2 separate regions of the Homo sapiens genome follow, and region 1 is linked to region 2. The links are chromatin loops, found by intact Hi-C in ENCODE. Cell type or tissue: heart right ventricle. All regions are shown on one strand. Links, peaks and the distances in the headings refer to the core of each region. The heading gives the core; the rest is flanking DNA.

Region 1 (7,549 bases), core at 1,433-6,432, 50 kb before region 2:
GCAATGACACCTGCTACTTCTCAGAATTATGGAGGCAAATTCACAATGAATGAAAAATGTCCAACACGTAGTAGTGTAATACATAGATATACATTTTTAATGGATGCCTTCCTCAGGCTGTCTGCTCAATGGAGGTGAATAATGCCATTCAGCTTCACCAAAAGTACACCTAATTCCCTAGAGGGAATTCTGTAACTGGAGGTGACTTTTGAGGTCAATAACATGTTAGTGATAGTTTTCCAGAAGTTTCCATAATATGCCTAGATCTCAATCACTAGTCACTGAATTAAGAGTAAGTGAATAAGTCAATAAATTTGGATCTGAAAGCCCTTGATTTTGGTTAAGTTGTAGCCGAAATAAAACCCTAAGGCCAATTGACATTGGAGTTTATTTGAGCTTTTACATTTCCCCTTCTATGGGCTTACCTTTTAAAATCTGAGTTTTTGAATACCCTTGAAAATTAGAAAATTTCTGATTATAATTAGTTTTTTTCAAGCCAAAATGTATTCCATCTCTTTCTTTACATTGTACACCACATCTAAAAACAGCCTCTCTATGTGCTTGAGTTTAGGTAACATGACATAAGGCTTTTGCCCAGAAATTAGGTATTAAATGGAAAGATAAATATTGATTATTATTACAGCATATTTTCTGGTAAATTTTTGTATTACTGGATGCTAACAGACATTCAATGAACTTAGTAAATAACATCATTTAGAAACAATCTTTATTTTATTTTAGCCTAGGTGTCTCTAACTTGCATAATTGCTTTATTTATGAAAACTGGAATAGTCACAATTTCCTCTGTAAGAAATCTATGTTTCACTGAAAGATAAACAATTCTCTTTTTGTTTGGGAGACAGATTTAGATTTTAATAACCTACACTCTCCCATCTGCTCCAACTATAAATTGTACATACAATTTATCATTATGACAGGATGATGTCAGGTCAGCATCATTGGGCAGGAACGGCATATCTAGAGTCCACTCTCTTCTGAAAAAGTCATCGGGTCCTTTGTCACTAAGAGCAGGCCATTTTAGTAGTTTGGAGAGCTACCATGTGATACAGAAAGAAGGGGCATGTACTCCCAATAGATCTCAGAAGCAGTGTGACTATTTTAGAAAGAGATACAGCTAAACATATAAAATAATGCAATTACACTGCTATATCAATTCCTAAATCTTCAAGCAATTAACCAAATTATCTAAAAGGATCACAAACAAATGATATATCCAAGCTTAGGATAGACAATATTTTGTATAAAAGGTATTTGAAAGCAAAATGGGCATCTGTCTCACTATTTTGAAATGTTTGAAAAGAAACATGGATTGATGAAAATAAGAAGTTTGGGTTCTAGACACTCACTCTACAACCCCCCCTCCCCGCCACACACACGCAAATGATAGACCACAAGTAGGCCTCTCTTAAAGTCTGTGACTTTGTACCTTTAAGAAGAATAGGCAGGAGTCCACGCTGAGAAACATCAAGTGTTTTGAGATTCGCCTGGGGATCCTGCAGTGCTTCACAGCTGTGATTGTTACCATTTGCTTATTAATTCTGATAAAATATGAGATGCATTAAGTTACTAATTTTTTTTTAAATATCTGTTGTTTAAGTCTTCTAGAAGATAGTGAATTCCACTGCAGAAACAGAAAATTTGAGTGGCAAGAGAAAATAACAGGGATGTCCTGTGTACTTATTGTACCTCCACTGTGTTACAGGTTACTGGGGACTGTGACCTTGGGTGGTCCTAGACCTAGAGCTGAATCCACCAATAAAAAAACGTCTCACAGGGGAAGGTGGTCTCCACACTCAGCAACTTAGTGCCAGCTTAATTAAGGTCACTGAGGATCTGCAAACAAAACCAGAAGGAATCCATGGGTAAAAAGAGGATGATCAGCATAGAAGGAGAGGGCTAGGGGAGCAAAGATCATTTATGCCCCTCCTGCCCTAGGTTAAAGCATAACCTCAGCCTTGGAGGAACAAGATTGTTATCACCCAATGGGTTCATCTTGCCCGCTGTCCAGAAAAGCCAGTTTATTGACACAGCGTTATTGCAATAGAAAAACATTTAATAAACACAGAGCCTTTTAAATGGAAGACCAAAGTTTTATTATTAGTCAAGTAAGTCTCCCTGAAAATTCAGAGGCTAGAGTTTTTTAAGGATAGTTTGGTGGGCAGGGAGGTAGGGAATGGGGAGTGCTGATTGGCTGGGGTAAAGTTAAAAGCATAAGGAATCAAAGCTGTCTTTTTGCACTGTCAGTCCCTGGGTGGGAGCCACAAGACCCGATGAGCCAGTTTACCCATCTGGGTGGCATCAGCTGGTCTATCAGAAGGCAGAGTCTAAAAAATACCTTGAACACCAATCCTAGGTTTTACAATAGTAATTTTATCCACAGGAGCAATTGGGGAGGTTAGCAATATTATGGCCTCTGGCTGCATGACTTCTGAGCCATAATTTCTAATCTTATGATTAATTTGTTCTACAAAAGTCGAATTCCCAAGCAAGGAGGGTGTTTGTTTTGGGAAGGGGCTGTTATCATCTTTGTTTCAAAGTTAAACTATAACTTTCACGGCTTAAGCCCATGAAAGAACAAAGGCTACTTAGAGGTTTGAAGCAAGATGGAGTTGGTCAGGTCAGATATGTTTCACCATCAAGATTTTTGAAAGGCAGTTTCATGACCCTCCAGTCTCCAGAGAGTTGGGATATTCACCGGGCCCTTCCAAAGCTTAGATCAAACACCAACTTCCAAACATTTCTCTTATTCCTGTTTAGATTAAATGTATTAAATAAGCTATGGAGAAATAGTTTGACTTCTTAAGTGCCACTGAAAGGGGGATGGCCATGTCTTAGATAAGGGGATAGGATCTTGTGGGTGCTAGGAAAACATAGCTCCCTTATAGATGATAACTGTTTCTAGGGTTTGTGGAACAATTCACTGTCAATCTTCCAAGTGTGAACCTGCTATTATAAGTCTAATCACCCTGGGCATCCTATATATTTTTATTGTTTAATCAATTTCTGAAATGAAAAGACTGAGGATGAGATAGTGGCACCTGGTCACTCAACCTTCTGGTTGCCCCTGAGAGACTCTACCTGCACCCAGGCGCCTTCAGACACAATAACAGGACCAAACTCACACATTTGACCACACTCACTATCGTCAAATGTGTGTACAGCTTGCAGAGTGAGTCTCCCTGATTTGTAATAGAGCCTTATGGTCTCTTCTGGCCAATGATGCCTTTTCTTAATCTCTTTCCAATGCGAGCTAGAGCTGTAGAATAAAAGGCGATGCAGTACGGCAGCCAGCACCTTAGACATTCCAGCTGGCTTGGGTTTGAATCAAAGCTCTGCTACATCAGAGCCTGCCTTGGCCCCTCTGTGCCACAATTTCCTCATCCGATTGTGCCTGCCTCGTGAGTTTTTGGGAGGATTAACTGAGGGAGTACAACAAAAGTGGTTGAAACAGCGCCAGGTGTACCATAGGAGAGTTGGCCTTGGGGTCTAGCATGGGTCTTATACACCCTAGAAAAGATTCACAGAGGAGGAAATTAAGACCCAGAGAAGCAGCATGAGTTGTTTCAGTCATGCTGGCCTCGTTGAGATGGAAACCCAGGGCTCCCAGTTACTGTCCTAGGTTCTCTCTACTCTCACTACTTGTTTTTAACTTATGTTACTATTAATACAAAGAACATAAACTAGTTTTTAATGGGGTTTTTTTTTGTTCTAGGACATATATACATTAGCAAGATTGTATTTATTTAAAAAAAAATCACTTTATGTCTTTTATTTTCCAACTACAGGTTTACGTTGCACCATCAAAGTTGCTATCCATTTTTTATGATCAGTTATAGAATCTGTGCTTATTGAATGTGATGTGATACCAGAAACATTATACATGGTATACCTGAGCTGTCCTAGTAGAGATATTATAGAAGAAAGCATACTTACACTCATAGATCTAAACAATGACATCTGATTAAGAAATGTTACTCATACCATATGACTTGAAAAGATGGGAAGACAGAAATATTAAAGGAATCACATTTTAAAAGAAGATATTTTTATTTCTTAGATTTCAGCATTACCCATTTATTTTTTCATCATAAAAGTAAGGAAAAATGTTCAAACTAATAGAAATAGCATATACTACTATGATGAGTAAAATGTCTCCTTAACGTGACTTTGAGACTAAGAAGTCTAAAATAAGGGGTTCATACTGAATCTGATCCTCCAATGACAGCAACTTCTTTCTAGGCTGTTTTTAGTTAACAGATTAGAATACTTTCCCTTCAATATTTATATGATGTTTTTATCAGTATCTATAAAATCTTATTTTTCTCTGCTGTATCAAAATGAGTAAAATACTTTCAGATGATCTCTCATGAACAACTATTTCATATTATCATGCTTTCTTTTAAATGTCTTTACTATATCTTTCTGCAGAATGGTAAAAATATAGTTTTAATACGTTCTTCCCAGGCTACTGCAAGTTAACATGAAAAAAATATTCAAAAAAAGGAAAAATATTCATATGCATTTTCTATAGATACGTATATCTGCCTTCCCGCACCCAGTCAGGACAAAAAAAGAAATTATAATAAATCTACTCATTTCTAACAACCTCCTTGGGCAATTCTTCCGCTGAATTATCGTATTTCTTTCCACCAAGGAGAAAAAACCAACTGAGTGTTAGGTTAGTTCTACGGACATGAACAAGCATTTCCCACAGGATGTGTGTGTGAGAGTTTGTACCCAGAACTCAGACTGGTGGGAAAATGGAAATTAGATTTATGAGAAATTGATGCTGATTCTTAACTTTTCTCATTTTACAGCCCATTGTTTTCAGAAGAGTATGTGTTTCTCATGGGCAAAGGAGAGAATCCAGAGTGAGAAGCTGAAGAAAGTGGGAAGTCCTAGATTGGCGTGATTTCAAAACGTATGATAAGATGCAGGAGCTCATCAGCTGTGGCTGAGGCTGAGTGGCTTCCATTGTGACACAGAGGGACATTGTAAGAGCTTTAAAAAGCAAAGGGGATTCAACCAGGCGATTGTTCAGGACACTGGAGCTGCAAGAAAAACTAACAGCTGGGTCTAAGTCAAACTGCTTTGCACCTCCCCTTCTTTTTTTCTTTTCTTTTCTTCTTTTTTTTTTTTTTTTTTTTTTTTTTTTTGGTCATTTCTAGGTGCAAGTGGGAAGGACCATAACAGAATTATTGTGTTTCTCTAACCCAGGAAAGGAAATTCAACACTCTGGTGCATTCACCCTGTGAACAAGCTTTATTTTATTCCAGGGGAAACAAACTGAAATTTCAGTGTAGGCAAGATGGCTGTTTCTGTCGCAGAAACATTGAGAATATCCCTTAGCAGAATGTAACTCTTAATCAGGGTTGTTTATTCACGCCGGGAGCACGGCAGGTCACGCTGCTCACTTGGTGCCATTTGGTCTGCCCTGAGCCTTCCTGGACAGGAAGTCCTTAAGATTAAAGATTATATTTTTATGGTCTCATGCCTGCCTACTCCAAGCTATTAACTGAAGAGAAATGTAACTAGAAGTCAATTTGTAGAAAGGATATTAACGGTCTTTGGTGTGTGTCACAATGAAAAATAGGAAGGAATCAAGGTGGAGTAGTGGAGAGAAGAAACCAGCTTGGTTATTGTTTGGAGTATTGGAAATAAGAGTATTTCTGTGTGGAAGCGGAATTGTCATTGCATATGTAATTAAAACAAAATTGATAAAAAACGTAGATATTAGGATATTAACAGGTAGGCCATATAAAGGATTTCATCTTACTTACTCCGGCTGCCTTTTTCAAAGCACTCTTTTTCCAAAGGAATGTGCAGGAGAGAGAGGCTGTTTTCTTTGTTTGTTTTTCAGTTGTACTTGATGCTGTGACGTATCCTACAATTGTCTAAATGCAACGCGTTTTGAAAATGTCATTTCTTCACACCAGCCTGGTGGGTGACCTGTGGTTCTGCATTTGATAAACATGCCCCTTGGGTTTATATTTTTGCATTTACTGTTTGTCAAGGTAAGGTAATAAGGCGTTATGTATGATTAAATTAAATTTGAAAAAAAATTCTTTTGGCTTTTCACAATGAGTCATTGTTAATAACAACAGAAAATTCATATTTATTTCCTATGCATGTTCTATGATAGTTTTAAGACTCCTAAGTTTGAATATATATAAGTCTTGAGAGATGACTGAAATTTTTGGAACTTTGGATGTGTCTGTACGCGTGCACATTGGAGTATTCACTTCAACGTGGAAATGAAGCTGTTCCAACATTGTCCATGAGGAACGTTTTAAATTTTTGATTCCTTCTAATCCTCTGTTAACCTTCAATAAGTCACGAATTCAGTCATAGAAATAGTAACATAATCCTTCTTATAGGAAATAATTTCATTAATTTAATAATTCAGTTAAACAATTGCTGAGTTATCAATAAAGCAACTGCTTATTAATACATAACAGTAATTATGTACATTAATCTAATGTTCATCTGAAAACTAGAGGATAAAAAGTTTGGCATTAATAAAATAGATCATTTCTAAAGGAATATCATAACGGCCTAATGTTTTGATTTGGAAAAATGAAATTCGTTCAAATTTTAAAAATACGATTTGATTTAAAAGCAGATATATATTCTTTTTAGAAAATTTGAAGAAAAACAAAGAAAAATGCAAAGAAGAAAATAACAGTTATCCATGATCTCATCATCCGGTAATAACTACTGTGAACATTTGGGTTTGGCTAATTTCAGCTCCTTTTCTATGCACACAGAGCTCTTTAAGTAGCTCTATACAAATCTGCCAATGCCAGTAGCTTTCAAAACGGGATTCTGTTCCATCATTTCTTTTTACATACTATAATGGGAATATTTTCTAATTGCGTTGTTCTTCCACAATTTACATTATTGTGTACTTCATCAGCTTTTTATTGTTGGCCATTTAGTTTTATAATTTTTTTCATAGCAGGTACTTTAAGTGGGAATTTATCTTCACGCTAACCACTGTGGGCTCCTGACAATGTAGCTGTGTTTGAGGGGCAGTTGGATATTGAAGACATTTTTAGACCTTTTTTGGAATAAACTCCTTTAGTCTTTCCTCCCATTGTTTGTACCTAGAGCTCCACACTCTAGATTTCCCCATTTAAAATTCTCTCACTGTTCTCTTCTATTAGCTAACATCAAACTGCTAAATTTATTTTGGAGTTTATACTTTGGAGAAAAATTAAATGGTTGTCTTAGGTACTGTTATTTGGCTCATGTGGAAAAAAATTAGACAGTTTTCTTAGGTACTCTTATTTGGCTCATGTGGGCTTTTTAGAACCGAGATGTATTTTCATTCATTTTTAGGTGCATCACGTCAATACCTAAATATTATAATAGATTATGCTTGTGCAAATTTCCTCAGACAACCTGAAAGCAGCTTCCTTCTAATTTGTAAAGGCCAATTTTGCACTTATCTGCCAGGGTTAAGAAAGTTTTCTTTCCTGTTCTTTCTCTCGTTTTTGTCTTTATATGGTGGTGTTGTCGTTGTTGT
Region 2 (7,549 bases), core at 1,050-6,049:
CATCTGAGTGACTGCTAAAGTTTGGAAAGCCCCCCTTAAAAATCACATTACATCGCAAAGACTTGATATGTATGATTTAAATAAAGCGTAAAAGAAATGTATGCTATCAGAAGTCAGAAGAGTGGCTGCCCTTAGGGGTGGGGGTGTTTACTGGAAGGGAGGATGGGGGAGTATCTGGAAAAGTCATTATTATGAATTGAATTATTTTCCACCTCCTTTCCCCTGCCAAAAATATGTTGAAGTGTGATCCCCAGTACCTGCAAATGTGATCTTATTTGGACATAGGATCTTGGCAGATGTCATCAAGTTTAATTCAATATGACCAGTGGAGAGGATACCCCGAGATGCATACACACAGAAAGGCCGTGTGAAGCTGGAGGCCGAGATTGGGATATGCATCAATGAGACAAGGAACAGCATGCACTGCCAGCCATCACCAGAGCTCGGAGAGAGGCACGGGACAGATTCTCCCCCATGCCCACCAGAAGGAACCAGTCCAGCCAACACCTTGATGTCAAACTTCTAGCCTCAGAACTGTGAGACAATAAAGTCCTGTTTGCAGCCCCCCAGTTGGTGAGACTCTGTTTCAGCAGCCCTAGGAATTGAACGCACAGGTCACGTTCTGTCTCCTGGACTGAATGCTGGTTACACGAGAGCTTGTGAAAATTCAGTGAGATGTGGACTTACCAATTGTGCATGTTTTTCTTGTATACAACACTTGAACAAAGGAATCAAAAAATATATGTCACAAAGCAGATGCTTGGAGGAAGTGTTGGAAAAAGCCCTTTCTTGCACTTAGCTGGCAGAATGAATTCCACTCTTCTGTGGTCACTACCTTCCTGTGCTTTGGAAGGTACTTTGAGGGGAACCATGTGAAAACACGATGTTCAGAAACGGTCACAATAGAAGCCATGCAGAGAAAGTGAGTGTAACTGAGAGGGCTCACATCTCACGGAGAACGATGGCCCTCTCTTAGAGGACAAATAAAGGGAAACAATGGTTTGTAAATGGGAAGGAAATTTGATTTCTCTTTCCTTGTGCTTATCTGTTCACCTGATCACCACTGTTGTGTCAGCTGTAATTGGAACTCGTTCTTTGCCAGGCCCTGCGGTTGGGGGGATTTGCTCACTTCTAGCAGCCCCCGACTTTGTTTCCTAGCAGATGCCCCCTGTTTGTCATGGAAGCTTCCACAGATAAGAGAAAAGGAGAGTGGAAGGAAGCGTAAAGAAGTCTGAGCCACAGGGAGTCCCTCCAGACCCGGGAAACACTTGGAAACTTTTCTTACAACTGTCACTGGTATTAACTTCTAACCCATTAAACTCGCTTACAGGATAGCTTTAGTCAATGAAGCAGGATATGGCCTTTTCTTGGCCTCTCCATTTCCAATTCCAGCAAAATGAATGAAACACAAAAAGTTCACAAGGGGATCGGCTGGGGAGGCAGAGCTGGGAGTTGGTGTCGGAAAGAGCTTTTAACTGGCCTGACCGTTACTGTCCTTTCCCATTTCAACTTTTATCTGCCCATTAACTCCTTAAGTGTGCTCATCCATCCATCAAAAAGAAAAGAAAAAAAAATCCCAAATGATGTGTGAAAAGATCTTCTGGGTGTTGCTAGGTCTAGCGTGTCATCTCCTAAATTTGTCCAAACGTGATTGGCTTCTCATCGAGACAAAATGACTCTGTTTTATGAATGGTCATTTGTGATTTCTTAAAACTTTTATCTTTAAGATTTCTTTGAAGTATTTGAAATTATTTCTGTTTCTAACAAAATGAAGAGGTAACTTCCCCAAAATATTGCAGGGTGAATTTTTATAAATGAAGAGTGTTTATGATCAGTTTTCAGCGATTGTATAAGGATTACTTATACAATCTCACACGACTTTCTTTGAAGTGTGTCAAGTTAATGATTCTGCTTATGGTGTAAGGACAAAGTATTTAATAAAATATTTAGAACTTTGATTTATAAAATAAAAACAAGCTAATTGTTTATAGGCATCCATATCTATTTGCTAAATTTATATGTGATAGGTCTTTGCTCAGATCGTTGCTAACAAAATTCTGTTGAGGTCCAAAAAAAAGTTAATTCTTGATAGTAAAAGGGATCCAGCTGACAGGGTTCAGTAGCTAAGAAATTCAAATAGAAGTAGCACTCAATCTGGGTCAAAGGTATTCATTCACTCCATTAATTGATATAACATTCAATGAAGTTATTAATATAAGAGATGTAAAAGATTAAGTCCCTGCACCAAAATCTCTACAGTCTTGGAAAAGATGTGAATATCAGATTAAAGCAACCTAAATACACTTCAAGACAGATGTGAAAATCTTATAATCTGTACATAGTAATTGCTGAGATGATGAAAGTATACATAAAATGTCCAAGAACTTGAGACAGATGCATTTCCTTCATGATCGTTACACAGAGGTGACAACATCTGATGTTTTATATCATTGGCCCTTCTCATTTATCCGGGCTTTGTGTCCCCACCCACAAAATAAGATTTAACTTCTAGATAATCTCTTTACAGCCATTATCTCCTTTTACTACTATTATCTCATGATTATTGTTTGGAGCATGAGAACAATTTCTCATATAGAAAATAAAGAGGCCAGGTGTGCTGGCTCATACCTGTAATCCCAACACTTTGGGAGGCTGAGGCAAGCAGATTACTTGAGGTCGGGAGTTCAAGACTAGCCTGGACAACATGGTGAAACCCTGTCACTACTAAAAATACAAAAATTAGCCAGGCGTCATGGCGAGCACCCGTAATCCCAGCTACTCAGGAGGCTGAGGCAGGAAAATGGCCTGAAACCGGGAGGTGGAGGTTGCAGTCAGCTGAGATCGCACCACTGCACTCCAGCCTGGGTGACATAGTGAGACTTGGTCAAAAAAAAAAGAAAGAAAGAAAGAAAGAAAGAAAGAAAGAAAGAAAGAAAGAAAGAAAGAAGGAAGGAAGGAAGGAAGGAAGGAAGGAAGGAAGGAAGGAAGGAAAGAAAGAAAGAAAGAAAGAAAGAAAGAAAGAAAGAAGGAAAGAAAAAGAAAAGAAAGAAAAGAAAAGCGCAGTTTGGTCACATGCCTTTAGTACAGTGTTATTTTTTAGGACAAAGCTCATTTTTTACACTGAATCATCTGTTTACAATATTAATAAACTGGCATGTTAGGGCAAGGGCTGCCTAGTATATGATGAGCAGGATGTGGACAAGAATCAGAATCCAAATTCAATTTTAGACACAACCACTATTTAACTTAGCTCAGCAAACAGAATTCAATATGTGCCAAGCACTGTGCTACGTTTTGGGATTTGAGGATCAGTATCCTCTGCATGTATTTATGTGCCTGGTATGGCCTATATTTGCCACCTATGTCTAGTTCACTTTCTTACCTAGGATCTCCCTTAGAGTAGGAAACATGACATCATTTGAATGAAAGTGAATATTAGAGGAAGGCCTGGCTTTGTAAGAGTCCAGTCCGATAAAGAAGATGAGTGTGGACACAACTATGACAGCATCAAACTGAGCACACTCAGACACAGAAACACGTGCACACACGGTCTAGAGATGGGTGAGCTAATTCTGGCTCCAGGAGTGGGCTGGATGTAGGCGGGGAAGGGGATTCAGTTTAAGTGGGGGGACGGGGGCGGTTTAAGTGGGGGGACGGGGGACCCTTTTATGTAGAAAATGATGCTTTCCCAGTTAACTAATTACTCCAGAAACCCTCGAAACTGTATTTCCCACTCTCAGCACAGCTCTGCAAGTGTTCATAGCCACGCTTTCAAGTAAACAAAGTAATGTCACACTCATGATGGAGCGATGTCTGTCCAGGAGACTCTTCCGGAGCTAACAGAAGGCACAAATAGGAGCAGCTCGCAGAGCTAAGGCCAGGAGGTAGGTCAGGTGCATGGTGACACTCGAGAAAGGTGAAAGCACAGCAGACCTCCTTGCCGTAAAACTGTGCCTGCAGCAAGGCCTGAGCACAACCATATTGGAATGTGAAGATCCTGCAAGTCCAGCATGCTGTCTACACAGCTGCCTTGTATTTAAATTGTTCAAAGACTTCTTTTCCCCCTAATCTGCTAATTCCTCAATTCCTCTGGTGTTGAGATTCCCAGAAAAGTCCTCTCAGGAGAGCTGATAACTCTATCCACACTAAGAACCAGCAAGCACTTTTGTGTGTTGGGGGGTGGAGGCGGGGTTGCGGGAGGCAGGCTGGAACACTATTTTTTGTCTTCTTTTTCCTCTATATTTTTCCCTACCCAGGATTCCAGCAGGCAGCTATTGCTCTGGGAGCCTTTGCCTGAGGAAGCTGTGCAAGGCTAGAAAATAGAAGCTGCTTCTTAAAGCTCTGATTTTCATTTGCAGAAGTGTAAGTATGTGCAGAGCGAGACTGCCCCGATTGCACCTGGTGGGCTTCGGAGAGCAGGCAGAGAGCCCAGCTGAAGGAAAAAGCTGTTCCCAGAGTCAGGGGAGGAAGGAGTTCTTTGGTCCTCGACTTGCAGGAACCTGCGCCCTGGCTACGTGGAGGTGGCTGAGCCTCCAGACCTGCAAGGACCACATGAGACCTGGAAAGATCTCCACAAGCCCTGGGGACAGAGGATGACACAGTAGTATCTAAGATTGCATTCCCCAAAATGCTGGTGCCCTGGGGTGGGGGTCAAAGCCAGGGAAGCCAGTTTACAGAGAATAAAGTAACATTTCTTCCCCACTTCCTTCTGTTGGCTGAAAGTAATTCCTTCTACAATAATTATGTTATATTTACTGTTTTACATAAAACACAATGAGTTCAACTGATCAATTTTCAATTTATCAATTTATCAAAATAAACATGCTTATAAATGGATTTAATTTAAGCCTAGTTATTGGGGGAAGTGGGAAAAATACCTATAGCTTCCAACAAACTTCTGTTCCTTCATTATTTAATATATTTCATATTTAATAATGTTAATATTTCGTAACAGAGCAACAAGGGAAAGAAACCAATTTTTTTTTTAGTGCAGAATGTTATAATTTTAAGATGTAAGAGTTTCTTTTGAAAGTTATTTTGTAGTCTATTTTATATTTTGAGCTTTTTATGACAAGAACATGATACGCAGAAAGATCTCTTTAAGTATTTTTGTTGGATGGCTGATTTGATTAATGAAGGGAACTTGCAGTTTATTGGAGTATACAGTGGCACAAATTTGGGAAGGTGACTTCACAACATTAACAAGCAGCTTAAAATTATTCATAGCTTTTGATCCTGAAGTCCCATTTCTAGGTATTTGTGCTAAGGAAATAATTACAGATATATGCAACAATGAACAGAATGCTCAGCTGAGTGGGGTTTAGAAAAAAATTTTAAAATTAGAAAGAACTCTAATATCTCAAAATAAGACCCCGGCCAAATAAGAATGGCCCATTATATAATGAAATGCATTCAGCCATTATAAATTACGTTTGTATAAATTATGTGTTTGTTGTATATTCTTAAGATAAACTCAGGTATTCAAACAGATGAGATATCCTTTCTCTACCCAATCTATCTGGCTTGTGTGTGTTTATGGGATTTTAATTTTCTCCTTTTTTACATGTATTTTCTTAATTTTCCTCAATGGCAAATCATTACTACTAAAATAAGAAAAAAAATTAATAAAATATGTAAGACTAAATTTTAAAAAGAAAAATGTGAATATAGGTTGTCACATTTCTTTTTGTTCAATAAAAAGAAAAAATATATTAAAAAGGATAGTGATTATCATGTATCAGTCGAAGTTATCTTTATTTTGCTTAAGATTTAGTAACAGACTTTAATCTCAATAATACTTTTTTAATTTGTAAAGAGTATTTTTTAGAGCACCTGCAGATATACAGAAAAATTGAGAAGATAGTATAGAGAGTTCTCATGCAGCCTCTCCCATTTTTCCCTATTACTAACACTTTACATTAACACGGTACATTTGTTACAATTAATGAACCAATATTGATAGACTGTTTTAATCAAAATTCCATAGTCTCTTTAGATTTCCTTAGCTGTCACCTAATGTCCTTTCTCTGTTTTGGAATCCCATCCAGGATTCTACATTACATTTGGCCATCACGTCTCCGTGGACTCTTCTTGGCTGTGACAGTTTCTCAGACTTCCCTTGTTTTGATCCCCTTGACAGTTTGAGGAGGACTGGCCAAGTATTTTGTAGAATGTCCCTGTATTAAAAATTGTCTGATGTTTTTCTCATGATTGGACTGGGGCTTCAACAATATATTCAAAACAATCCTTCTCACATCCTGCCCTTCAAAAAAAAAAAAATCATACCCTCAAACATAACAAAATCCCCCGGCCTCGACTCAGGATGATGTTATGTATCTTGTAATTCATTGACAAAAATGCAAAATGACACTAAATACTGCAGGCTGCAGGCCTTTCCATTAGTAACCTCACCCCTAGGTACAAATAAACATCATTTAATGGAAGTTCCATCCATGCAGGAGCCTGATCTTTGGCCTCCTGGGTTACAGGACGCTCTTGTTAGTTCCCTCCAGCACCTCCTCCACATTTTGAATTTTAATGGGGCTGGGAAACCTGTGGGTTAGAAGTGTATTGGTGTTATTTCCTGTTTCCACTTCAGTTAGCCTCCCAACTTTCTGATTTGACATGAATTTCAGGAGTGAACGCAATGTACACAACCGGGAACAAATATCTAATTTTTTTCTTCTTTAATATGGCAACTTTTAAAAGATGGTGCAACTTTAAAAATAGCAAATATTATCACATTATTAGGAAGGAAACTTTTTATAAAACTTGAAACGTACTAAGAGGTCCAAGTCACATATAAAGTGCTTGCAAAAACTAGTTTTTTTGCTCACTGCCTAGTTTTTGCAAGCACTTCATAAATGCTGAGTTCAGGTGTTCATATGCCTACCCTTTACCAGGAGAGACTGTTTCTCCTGGTAAACTCCTGTTTCTGCTCCGTGGGTTTCTCACATCCTTTGAATACTCCACATTTTATAACTGAAATCTAGGACAACCCTTTGAGCTGAGAGAGAAAAAATGATTTTTTTGTTGTTTAACATAAAATAAACATGGGTGATTTCTTTCTCTTATCATTACCCAGATAGGCTAGTATCTGAGACCTGGTTGCATCTTAGCAGGATGCCCGTGGAGAGGAATCTGGGGATGGATAGAAAACTAGTAGAGCTCATTCCCAAAGGAGTGTGTCAATCACATAATTTCTGTTGTCACCAAGAAAATGGGACCAGGTCAGCCCTAATTCAGAGACGGTTCTAGGTGATCCACCAGATATTTGTGTTGGACTGACCAATTTGTGCTGTTCTCTGCAGGCATGTGATAGGGTCCAGGCTGGGGAAGGAGCATTGCAAGAATTCCACTGGGTATAAAAACCAATACCAAGCAGTAGGGATTTGGGGAAAAATTCTAAAATCAGTATTAGAACTTAAGCACACATCAGAACACTTCAGCACTAATCCAGATCCTGGAGGAAAGCAGTCAATGGTGGGATTGGTTATAAACTGACCACACGCTGGGCTTCCCAGACGCCTCTGTGCAGTATAGAGCAGCA

The links. Peaks named below come from ENCODE experiments on the same cell type or tissue, not always from the same donor. Only the 100,000 strongest peaks of a DNase experiment are listed, where the experiment ranks them.
Region 1: a loop joins it to region 2, with 7 times the contacts of the local background. A loop is called at or near these places in 2 of 110 quality-filtered maps.

What each region holds. Positions count from the first base shown.
Region 1 is chr13:106,748,011-106,755,559 of GRCh38, forward strand. It overlaps LOC107984627 (a long non-coding RNA gene), which reads left to right and starts at 5,453. Exons shown (of 4, transcript XR_001750002.1): 1 at 5,453-6,035; 2 at 6,661-6,728. In heart right ventricle, for the core only: no CTCF peak of the experiment used is centred there; no DNase peak of the experiment used is centred there; H3K4me3 peaks cover 693 bases; H3K27ac peaks cover 2,115 bases.
Region 2 is chr13:106,798,676-106,806,224 of GRCh38, forward strand. No RefSeq gene overlaps it. Among named protein-coding and RNA genes, the nearest start is that of LINC00443, 150 kb to the left of the region's middle. In heart right ventricle, for the core only: no CTCF peak of the experiment used is centred there; no DNase peak of the experiment used is centred there; H3K27ac peaks cover 226 bases.